Regions from separate parts of the Homo sapiens genome. Here region 1 is linked to region 2. A link is a loop called in an ENCODE intact Hi-C map of the cell type or tissue named here. Cell type or tissue: HepG2. All regions are shown on one strand. Each heading gives the region's core, and the rest is flanking DNA. Links, peaks and the distances in the headings are about the cores only.

What was found. Hi-C counts contacts between places; a loop is a spot of excess contacts. Peaks named below come from ENCODE experiments on the same cell type or tissue, not always from the same donor. Only the 100,000 strongest peaks of a DNase experiment are listed, where the experiment ranks them.
Region 1: it touches region 2 in a loop (2.2-fold over the local background); 1 of 110 quality-filtered maps calls a loop at or near these places.

What each region holds. Positions count from the first base shown.
Region 1 is chr20:10,401,133-10,406,521 of GRCh38, reverse strand. MKKS (MKKS centrosomal shuttling protein) reads left to right here. Exons shown (of 6, transcript NM_170784.3): 6 at 835-5,389. The coding sequence ends at 1,275. Among named protein-coding and RNA genes, the nearest start is that of MKKS, 30 kb to the left of the region's middle. In HepG2, for the core only: CTCF peaks have their summits at 1,177 (motif pointing right) and 2,087; no DNase peak of the experiment used is centred there.
Region 2 is chr20:10,261,292-10,266,680 of GRCh38, reverse strand. The region is part of intron 1 of SNAP25 (synaptosome associated protein 25); the gene reads right to left. Among named protein-coding and RNA genes, the nearest start is that of SNAP25-AS1, 44 kb to the right of the region's middle. In HepG2, for the core only: no CTCF peak of the experiment used is centred there; a DNase peak (open chromatin) is centred at 2,760; H3K27me3 peaks cover 1,494 bases.

The sequences.
Region 1 (5,389 bases), core at 54-5,053, 140 kb before region 2:
CTAAGCTATGTGGTATAGCCTATTGCTCCTAGGCTACAAACCCTTACAGCATATTACTGTACTGAATACTGTAGGTAATTGTAACACAATGGTATTTATGTATCTAAACATATCAACACACAGAAAAGGTTAGTAAAAATATGGCCTTATAATCTTATGGGACCACTGTTGTATATGCAGTCTATCATTGACTGAAGTGTTGGTATGTGGTGCATGGCTATATATTAATTTTTCTTTTTATCATGGAATTTCTAGGATAAACATTTTTAAATAGTGGAACCAGAAGACTGTTTAAGGTCTTATTACCTTTTCATTAATTTAAAGAGAAGAATATTCATTTTTAAAACATTGATATGAAAATTTACATCATGATTTCCAAATAAAAATATGTGCATTCCCATTTTAAGCAAATCTCAAACATTTTGCAGAGATAAATAAGTACTCCATTTGGGACATCAGTCTTCAGGAACTTCCTCCTGTGTGCAGAAAAACCTGTAATACATGTATTATGCCTAGTCCTTCATGTATTAAGGAGGCACTACCAAGCCTCATTCAGAATAAGCTGATGGTGGGGTTATTCTGATTCACTCATTCTGGTAACATGACTGGTAGTATATACATTTTTAATACATTTTTACTATAACCAACCTAGTTAAGGGTTTGCAACCCGGCCGGCTGACCCATACAAGCCCGTTAGCATTGTGCCAGACCCCAAATTAAATGAAAGTAAGTAATTACTTTAGGAATAAGATTTTGATTTCAGTATCTTATTTTTCTGAAACATTTTATATTAATTGCTTTGTATGTGTTTTCAATGTTTTTATTACTCTTTAGACTCACAACGACCCAGAAAGCATTCTCAAAGATGATGAATGTACTCAAACAGAACTTCAATTAATTGCTGAAGCATTTTGCAGTGCCCTAGAATCTGTTGTTGGCTCTTTAGAACATGATGGAGGTGAAATTCTCACTGACATGAAGTATGGACACCTTTGGTCAGTTCAGGCAGATTCTCCCTGTGTTGCTAACTGGCCAGATTTGCTTTCACAGTGTGGCTGTGGATTATACAATAGCCAGGAAGAACTCAACTGGTCTTTCTTAAGAAGCACACGTCGTCCATTTGTGCCACAAAGCTGCCTTCCACATGAAGCTGTGGGCTCAGCCAGCAACCTGACCTTGGACTGTTTGACTGCAAAGCTTAGTGGCCTACAGGTGGCTGTAGAGACAGCCAATTTGATTTTGGATCTTTCATATGTTATTGAAGATAAAAACTAAGAGAATAGCATGTTCGTATTACAAGAGAAACAAATAAACTAGTCTGTTGGCAATTGAGAAAAATTGTGAGTGTATTTGTTTTCTCCCAAAGCCCTGTTCTACATATTTGGACAAATGACTCATAAAATTATAGATACACTTATTTAGGAAAAAAGGTGATTCGTGAATGGAAATGCCATGAAACAATAAAAATATGAAGCATTATTTATTTAAAAATATTATAGTTATCTTAGGGATTCTATACTGGCTGCTGTACATTGTTCTAAATTTTTGTTATGTTGGCATCATTTTGAGAGCAAACAAATAAAAAAGACTCCTAATCCATGCTCTAGTTTGGATATACATATTTTAGATATTTTCCAGTTAGCAGTAATTACATATGCTTAAAGTATAAAACTAGATCTCAAAGTGTCACAAAACATTCAGTATATATTGCTCAATCAAAAGAAGTATTCAAACTGCACATTTAGTAAAATTTCACTTTTCTCCATGCCCTTTATCTCAAGCTATATTCTTCAGTGGTTAGGTAATTGAGTAGAACCTGGTTTGCCTGCAATTTGTAGTTTATATCACAACTCCACATTTTTGTTATTTTGGGGAAATGTTTGCTTTTGGGGGGAAAAAGTAGATTTATATAGTAACCAAGGCTAAAGCAACATTGTAATGTCTTCATTTTTAAAGTGGGAAGAAGGACTGGTTTGTTTTACACTGGGGTTTCTCAACTTTGGCATTATTGACATTCTGAGCCCCATAATTCTTTGTTGTACGGAGGCTGCCCTGTGCATTACAGCTTACTGAGCAGCATCCCTGGCCTCTGCACACTAGATGCCAGTAGCACCCTCCTGTTGTGACAACCAAAAATGTTTCCAGACATTGCCAAATGTCCCCCGAAGAGCAAAACTGTTGTTGGTTGAGAACCATAGACTGATAGAAAAAGGAAGGACAATAAGGAGTATTCTAGCAGGACTTCAGAAAGCAGCATAAAGGGAAGGGGAAGTTATTTCTCTAGTCAATAGTATGAAAAAGAAAGTAGAAAATCTCCCATGTTCAAAGTAGAGACATTATGTTTCACCAAGGGATGTAGTTTGAATTTTATGCAAATATAAGATGTATTGATAAATTGAAGAAGAAATATAGAAGGCAGCCACATGAATAAGCATGGAGCTATAACAAATGTTGTATTAAACTTTAGGAAAATATTTTGGAAATTTTTGGGAAACAAACCAACCTAATAGTCAATGATCAGATCTATAGCCATGATAAAGAGAAATAGAATTGTTAAACAATTTCCTCTGATATTCTTGTAATCAAAAAGAATTTTTACTCTGAGCCAAAGGAAAAAACTAGCAATACAAGCAGCAATGCCATCCATATATGTTAGGTATCAGCCCCACCTGAAGTCTCATAAAATATTTATCAAAAGTTTTACTCCTTTTATTATTACAATCAAATAGAAGGGCAGTGTGGTAGGCAGCCTCTAAGGTGGCCCCACCTCCTAGTTTCAGACCTTGCATAATTTCCTCCCCTTGAGCATGGGCTAGACTTAGTGACTCCTTTATGTCTCCCATTTCCCAGCTTTGTGGACAGAATGTTATGGTGATGGTTATGGTTATGCCTTATCCATAATTTTATGCTGTGAGTAGAAGGCAGATAACTTTTCTCTAGTTTCATGGGTCTACAGATGGAAAGCAACTGTGTTCCAGGAACTGTACTTAAAGAACTACCTCCTGAGGAAGCCTGGGGTGATTCCAGTTATGATATCACCCTGACTTGATTCCAATTATGAGATTCTGAACTTTGAGCTGATGTTGTAATGCAAAAGTGAAACTTTTGAGGATCTGAGGAGTAGGGGGGACGTATTTTGCATGTGGTAGGCAGCCTCTAAGATGGTTCCCAATAATCTCACTTCCTGGTGGTTCACTCTCTGGGTGTAGGTGGGACCTAATGACTAGCTTCTAATGAATAGAATACAGCAGAAGGGACAGGATATCACTTCTGATATTTGGTGGTAAAAAGATGAGTTTGTCTCTTGATGCCTTCTCTCTCAATGGAAGCCAGCTGTCATGTTGGGAACTGCCCCCTGGGGAGGCCCACATAGCAAGGGTTGAGGGAGGCTTCTAGCCAACAGCTCAAAAGGAACTGAATCGTACCAATAACCACAAGAGTGAATTTGGAAGCAGGTTCTCCCCAGTGGAACCTTGAGTTGAGTATAGCCCTACCACTGGAGCCACACGAGAGACCCTGATGCAAAAAAGCCAGCTAAGCTACTCCCAGGTTGGTTCCTAACCCACAAAATCTGTGAGATAATAAATGTTGTTTTAAGTCAAATTTGGGATGTACTTTCTTATACAGCAATAGCTATCTAATAAAGGCAGGAGGAAAAGCTTATTTGTAATAAATTATTTACTGAAAACTTGGTCACATAAATGGAAAAAAGCATTCTTGATGCCATGCCTTTGCATTTTTATCATCACCCCAACCTAAAAGAAGGGTTCTTTATCACATGTGTTTACAATGTGTCACATAGGAGTTGGGTATTGTCCTGGTTCTCTTTGCCCTTATCCTGCATTTTTTCAAGTTCCTCCAAGAAGGGGTGACACAGCGAACCTCTCCAATTGATCTTATAGATTAGGGGCTTCTACTTTTCACGATAGCCACTTTTTAAATTCTATCATTTTTAGCTTTGCCATACAATTTGATTACATTCCTTAGTGAAACATCAATGCTCTTATTTTGAATATATCACAAATTCGTTAAAATATATTTACAAATACCTCTATGTTTCCTAAAGTTATAATAATCCCTAGCAGAAAACACTGGAAATAGAAAAAAAGAGAAAAAAAACCTTCCTCTATAGTTCAAGAAAATTAGCGTTCAAACTTAGATGATAAAACATGAAATGAAAATTCTTGATGAAAATAATTTTAGAGGAGTTCCTTTTGGCAGAAATAAATGATAAGTAAAAATAGCAACTAAGGTAAGCCTCAGGCAGTGTTTTGTGACTTAAAGTAAGATTGAGGTCTGAATATTGCATTATGAAGTACCTCAGGAGAGAGAATGGGAAACCGTGATCGCTGTGGAAAAGGAAAGGGAGAGTGTGAAGAAGAAAATGAAGTCGGTGACAGCTGCTCAATAATTTCGTGGGACTCTCAGGACATGTAACATTAAACGTTATTCAACCATAGGAGTCCAACAGGATTATCATCTTATTAATCAAAAGGCATTAGGATTTTAGCAGCAAGGAAGAAAGTGGAGAGCTACAGCAAATAAAGGAAACTTTTAATCAAATACTTATTTGGTCTTATAGATATCCTACCCTTTAATTCTTCCATTTGTACCATATTAGAGAGTCTTTATATGTTAGACATTGTAAGTCAACTGTTAGACTGAAGCACTTTATGTAAGTGAAGTATTTTACACAAGATATTTAAACTATATCACATTAATATCTTTTATTATAGGTATCCTTGAACTCATTTGGTTTGTATTATCAAAGCTACTTAGGCATTTACATTGTAGACAAGAAATTTGAAGTAACCATAAATCAGCCATTGTACTATGTATTTTCATATTGTTGTTCATATTGTTGAGCAGTTCTTTGGATAACTTTAAAATAAAATAATGTTGTTTACCATCACATACATTATGCAGGTTATTTAAAATTATCATGTAAAAAATCAATGCAGGCCTTGACAAAACATACAATTAGTTAGGTTATTCCTTCCTGATAATCTTTGGGGAATAGTCAAAGAGACTAAACATCTCCTACAAGGCCCTGTTTCAGCTGTCTAAATAAAGCTATCTCTTAATCTGAAGGAAAAGTCAATTTTGAATATCTGATATCTTTATAATTTTTTTCATGTAGCTAAGTGCTTCCATTTAGTAACTATTGTATCCCATAATGGAAGTTTTTGCCAATCATCTACAGAATTTGAATTTAGATGCACCTAAACCCAATGTTAGCCTACTTTTGGATTATAAGTAGATTTATATGCTGCTTTACTAAGAATATAGTAATATTCATGAAAGAGAATGCAATCCCTGAAAACTATTCCTAAATGTAAGTGAAGCTGTTTGTTGGAGAGACGATTAGTCTTGGCGCACTAAAATCCAT
Region 2 (5,389 bases), core at 272-5,271:
ATAAGTGTTGCTACCATAACCCTGTTCTACTATGTTATTCATATTGCACAACCTTGATCAAACTCAATCCAATCAAATATTCATTTCTCTTAGCCTTATGTCTCTCATCTTCATCAAACAAACCAAAACAACAGCAACAACATCAAACTAATGCATCTAAGCATCTAAGTCATGGGTTAATGTGCTCTCATTTGGCTCACAATAGCCACCTTTTTTTCTCTGGGTTTCTATTCTTGCCCTCCAGAAAGAGCCAGTACTTGGATTTGTTTGGAGACTAATAATCTCTTTCCCTGACTGTAATGGCATGGGAATATGATCAAAAATGGGTTTGGTGCTATTATTTTCACTGGATGAAATTTCTTGAAGAGAATGCAACCGTAAGATGCAAAGCACTTATTCTAAGGGAATATATTGTTAAGCACAGTGACTGCTGCTGAGACAACTCCCTAAGTCCCCTCATTGAAAGGGTGAGTGAAACTGGTGAAGAGGTGATTCCTTCCATTTTCTGAATCATCAGAATTTGCCCCAGGTTTGAAGCAGCCTTTCCCTGTTAGGCAAAATCAGCTGCATCTATTCTAACATTCTATGCCGCACAACTGTTAGTTGTCAAAACACTCTTCATAATAATAGTTATTTGTCAAGAACTTGCAATGTGATAGGAATCAAACTAAGAACTTTATATGAAACTAGGGGGATTATATAGAAACCCCCAAACCTTTGGTACTCCAAATGTGTTCCCCAGACCAGCATCGGCCTCACCAGGGAGCTTGTTAGGAGTTCCACCCCAGACTTATTGGATTGGATCACGTACTGAACAACATATCAAGCACTAAGTTTGAGAAGTGCTGCCCTAAATCACATTATCTCCATATTAGGCTGGTAGGTGTGAGAGGTGGAGTTCCCACCTTGGGGGTGACTCTGTGCCTGTGCTCCACTCTTGACCACGCGATGTTATTTTAACCTCACCAATTCACATGTCCTACAGACTCCCAACATCATTTACCTCCCAAGCTGACTGAAAGCTCCACGGGGCCATGGGTTCTGAGTCTCCTAATGGTGCCCTGCACTGGAGGGTGGACAAAATGACTGATTTCCATGAGATAAATTCTTGTATTCAGAAAATGAAGAGAAGATAGTTATTAGAAAAAGCACACTGACGATGTTCTGTCTCTCCCAAATAACAAGGTTTGTGAAGTCTTGTTCTGTAAGACAGAGGAAGAAGAGACTGAGGATTTTGTGCATTGGAGACTCTGTGGATGGTGCTGATAAATTATTCTTCTCCCTCTGCAAATAATTAAAGCTTATGTTTTAAGGCAAACTAAGGACCAGAGCAAAAAGTACTTTCAGCAGATAACATGCTGTAAGTTTCTGTTTACATTTCTATCACTAAGAATGGACACTTCTTAAATCTGCCGTGTTCATAGTTGTAAATTTTCTAAAGCATGGGATGGACTTGGCTCCTTGTTATTGTATTTTTGAATATTCCTGTGCATGAAATTCAATCTCCTCTTTTCATAGCAGGAAATACTGGTTTTAAACTATTTCCTACTTAAATCAAAAGATTATATTTCAAATATGATGAACACATGTCTTGTGAATGAATTGATATACCATCTTGCATCTATTTTACACCCATTTTCTGGATAACAGATGAGTCACAGTGGCTCATAACAGGGCCTCTTAGTAAGCCGAGATCGCGCCACTGCACTCCAGTCTGGGCAACAGAGCGAGACTCCATCTCAGAAAAAAAAAAAAAAAAAAAGCATGGTCTGAGATCTCCTTGCATCAAAATCTTTTTTAGTTGCTTGCTAAAATGCAGATTCCCAGTTACATTACCTATGGAAAGCAATCTGTGGAGGTCGGGCTAGCATCTGCATTTTCAACAACAACCACAGGTCCTTCTTATGGTCCCCCAGAGTGGAAGGATCCATGTGTAGCATGACTTAGGGCTGAAGGTCTTTGCAAGGATCCAGTGGGAAACTCTGGTTTCCCATAAGGGTAACCTTATGATAAACTATCCAAACTATCCAAACTATCCAAAAACACAAGAACGCGGCTCCCCAGCATTGAGGAGGCCATCTTGATCTGAGGTGGTGGTCCCTTTTCCTTCCCACTATGTTGTTTTCAATATCTGATAACATAGCATGTGTTAAACACCATTAGTATGCTTCTTATAGGAGAATTTGGCTGAAGAACAATCTCAAGTGACAAGTACTTTAACCAGCCCACAGAATTGTCACCCTCTCCCACAGTGTCTCTGAGAAGAGGCACTAGCATTAAAGCCCAATTCCTTTCAAGCTTGGCTAATCTATTTCCCAGAACATTCCACCCCACACCATTCCTAAATGGGATTCTATATCTGTATGTCTGGATATAAATAGGCACAGTCTTGATCTGGTTTCTTCTGAGAAGGGAAGTCTGGCTTCCCTGATATGCCCCTTCCCTGGGCTAGTCCAGGATTAGTGACAGCATCGTGAAAAGCGGCCTCTGCTTGGGTTTTGTATTTTAGGGTGCTGGGTCTGGGGAGGCCTGGCATTGAAATGCAGCCAGCATTGGCATTTCTTAATTGTAACAGGGCATCCAGCCACAACCAACACTGATTATGCCTAAATCTCTCTTTTTCGAAAATGCCAATGTTTCTTTTGTCTGTTTTGCAAATGTGGCTAAATGGGTATTTAGCCCTGTGGTTTGTATTATGCAACAGTTCCTGATTGTTTACTTAGGAGCCAAAGCACAGCAGCCTCACTGACCAGGAGAGAAGAGGGGCCCCAATCTTGTCTCATTGATTCTGTTCATAGTTAAACAAACCACGGTAACAGGTTCATTCATTTAACCAATATTTACAGAGTGCTACTGTTAGTGCAGCCGCATCCAGCCTGAAGCTGGAGTGGAGAACCGCCCCTTAGGGATGGTTTTAGGAGCTCTCGCAAGAAACCTTTGCGTTTGGGTCTCTTCCTTCCCCATCCTAGGACAGAACTGATGAAAATGTTTGTATTCTGAGGTACACAGCTTGGTTCTTGGGAGATGAGTAATCTTCTGTGGGGCTAACACTTGGCCACAATAAAAGAAAGTCTTGTTATACCCTAAACAAAATGATTCCTCTCAGGAGTGCGTGAACAGACAGATTCTAAGACCAAACAGAAAGACCCCACTCCCACCATTCTCATGAAAACCAAACTATTTCTGTGCTGCTATGACCACACCAACACCTGGAAGGAAGCTGGTATGTATTCAGGCTTAGTAACAGTTTTGCCTTCAGTAGTCAATGTTATTGGGTATCTGCTCAGCTCCCTTAGGGGTTCTTTGTGGTCATCTCCGTGTTTCTGTGCCTGTGACCCTCTTTGTAAGAATACCCCAGGGTTGGCCTGGTGCGGTGGCTCACGCCTGTAATCCCAGCACTTTGGGAGACCGAGGCGGGCGGATCATGAGGTCAGGAGATCGAGACCATCCTGGCTAAGCCAGTGAAACCCCGTCTCTACCAAAAATACAAAAAAATTAGCCGGGCATGGTGGCGGGCGCCTGTAGTTCCAGCTACTCGGGTGGCTGAGGCAGGAGAATGACATGAAGCTGGGAGGCGGAGCTTGCAGTGAGCTGAGACTGCGCCACTGCACTCCAGCCTGGGCGACAGAGCGAGACTCCGTCTCAAAAAAAAAAAAAAAAAAAAAAAAAAAGAGCACCCCAGGGTTGCTTCGCCTGATCCACTGGGAGTGGCAGCAAGTACCTGGGAGCTTTTGACCCACTACTCCCCCCACCGCCCACCCCCAGGGCAGGCCCCTAGCTAACAACTGACTGGCAGAGGAGTACAAAAAACTAGCTCCTGTACTGCTTCTGTGCCTTAAGGTGAGACAAACCATAAGGTGTAATGTACACTCCAAAGATTCTCTCAGGATCATGCCAAAGTTGGGACCCTGCTGGCAAGGGCTCCTTGGCTTGGCTTCCTTGTGTCCCCACTGTCCTTCTCCAAACTCCCTTTCTGGTTTCTCCTGCGAGCACTGCCTTAATAAATCACTATCACATAAATCCCTGTCTAAGGGTCTGCTTCTGAGGAATCCAACCGAAGACAACTTCCACTTGTTTATGAGCTATTTTTTTTTTATCACGTATGGATAGCTGGACGCCATGTACTTAGAGGAATCAACAAACCACTGAATCAGGAAAAGAGGGGAAAAAGAACAAAAATTCTCTGTGTTCTCAGCTTGGCTGAACTTACTTGGATTTGAAGACTCCACATTCAGAATATCACAGAATGGCTAGAACTTGAGGATTACTGGGTGTCATTTGTCACAGGAGGAAGGGAAGCTCAGAAAGGTGGAGTAACTTGAAACTACAGAGTCACGCAGAGCCTGAATCTTTAAGTCCCAATCTAGGGCTCACCTTAAGGTATCCTTGAAATGGCAAACATCAAAATAGTGGAGAGGAAGGGACTCGTCTATGCTAGTTGAGAATGTTTTTAGAATATATAAAAATAACAGGACTAAGGCCAATGTAGCCTGTCTTTTTCCTACTGTTAATTTCAGACAATTGCTATTTTTATATTTCATGATATCATCCTTCCATAGCAAAACTAAAACTCTACTTTTTTCTGACTTAGATCTTCTCTGGTGGGTGCTGGCCTTGGTATAGAAGGCTTTCTCTCCTGAATTAAAAGCAGGCACATGAGCTGTATGGTATTTATCAAAGAATCAGTGGTGTTTGTGTTGCTAAACTCATTGCGTTTTGGCACTTTGTGTTATTTTTTACTGCCTTCTGGAGAAAAGATGAACAGTTTGGCAGGTAAATAATGCTGATCAACATAATTTCTGTTTTCCTAGAAAAAGTACTTATGGTGAAGACAACTCTGGCCAGGGTCCCCATATCCTGAACTCATTATCCTTGTGAATAGTTTTTCCAAAACCCTGGGCCTCTTATGTTTTCTTCACAATTTAGGCATAAATGCACGCTACATTGTTAATTCCCTAAGTCTTTTTAAAATCATTGATTTTAACGCACCTTTCAAACCTAGCCTCATTCTAAGTAATAATATCTATAAAATCAGAAATGTTATGGCTAATTATGTTTGTTTAATATACATTAAAGTAGATACACAATTACTAAAATGTATATTGCAAATTTCATCTATCATCCTCCTAAGCTCATTTCACCAGCCACTGAAGGTATATGTGCTATGCTGGGGAATTCATTGCTATAGATAAGGGGATGGATCACACACCCACATTCTTGCCTATGTTTCCATATGTCTGACCCATGTAGAGGGTGCAAACGTAGGCAAGGGAAGCTTGGCAAAGAGAGGCTCTGAGTTTGAGCAAGGTCTAGGGTGTGGTGGCTCAGGGAATAGAAGTGGAACATTTAGGGTGTGTGTAGGTACCTTTATCCTGGGATCTGGAAGCCC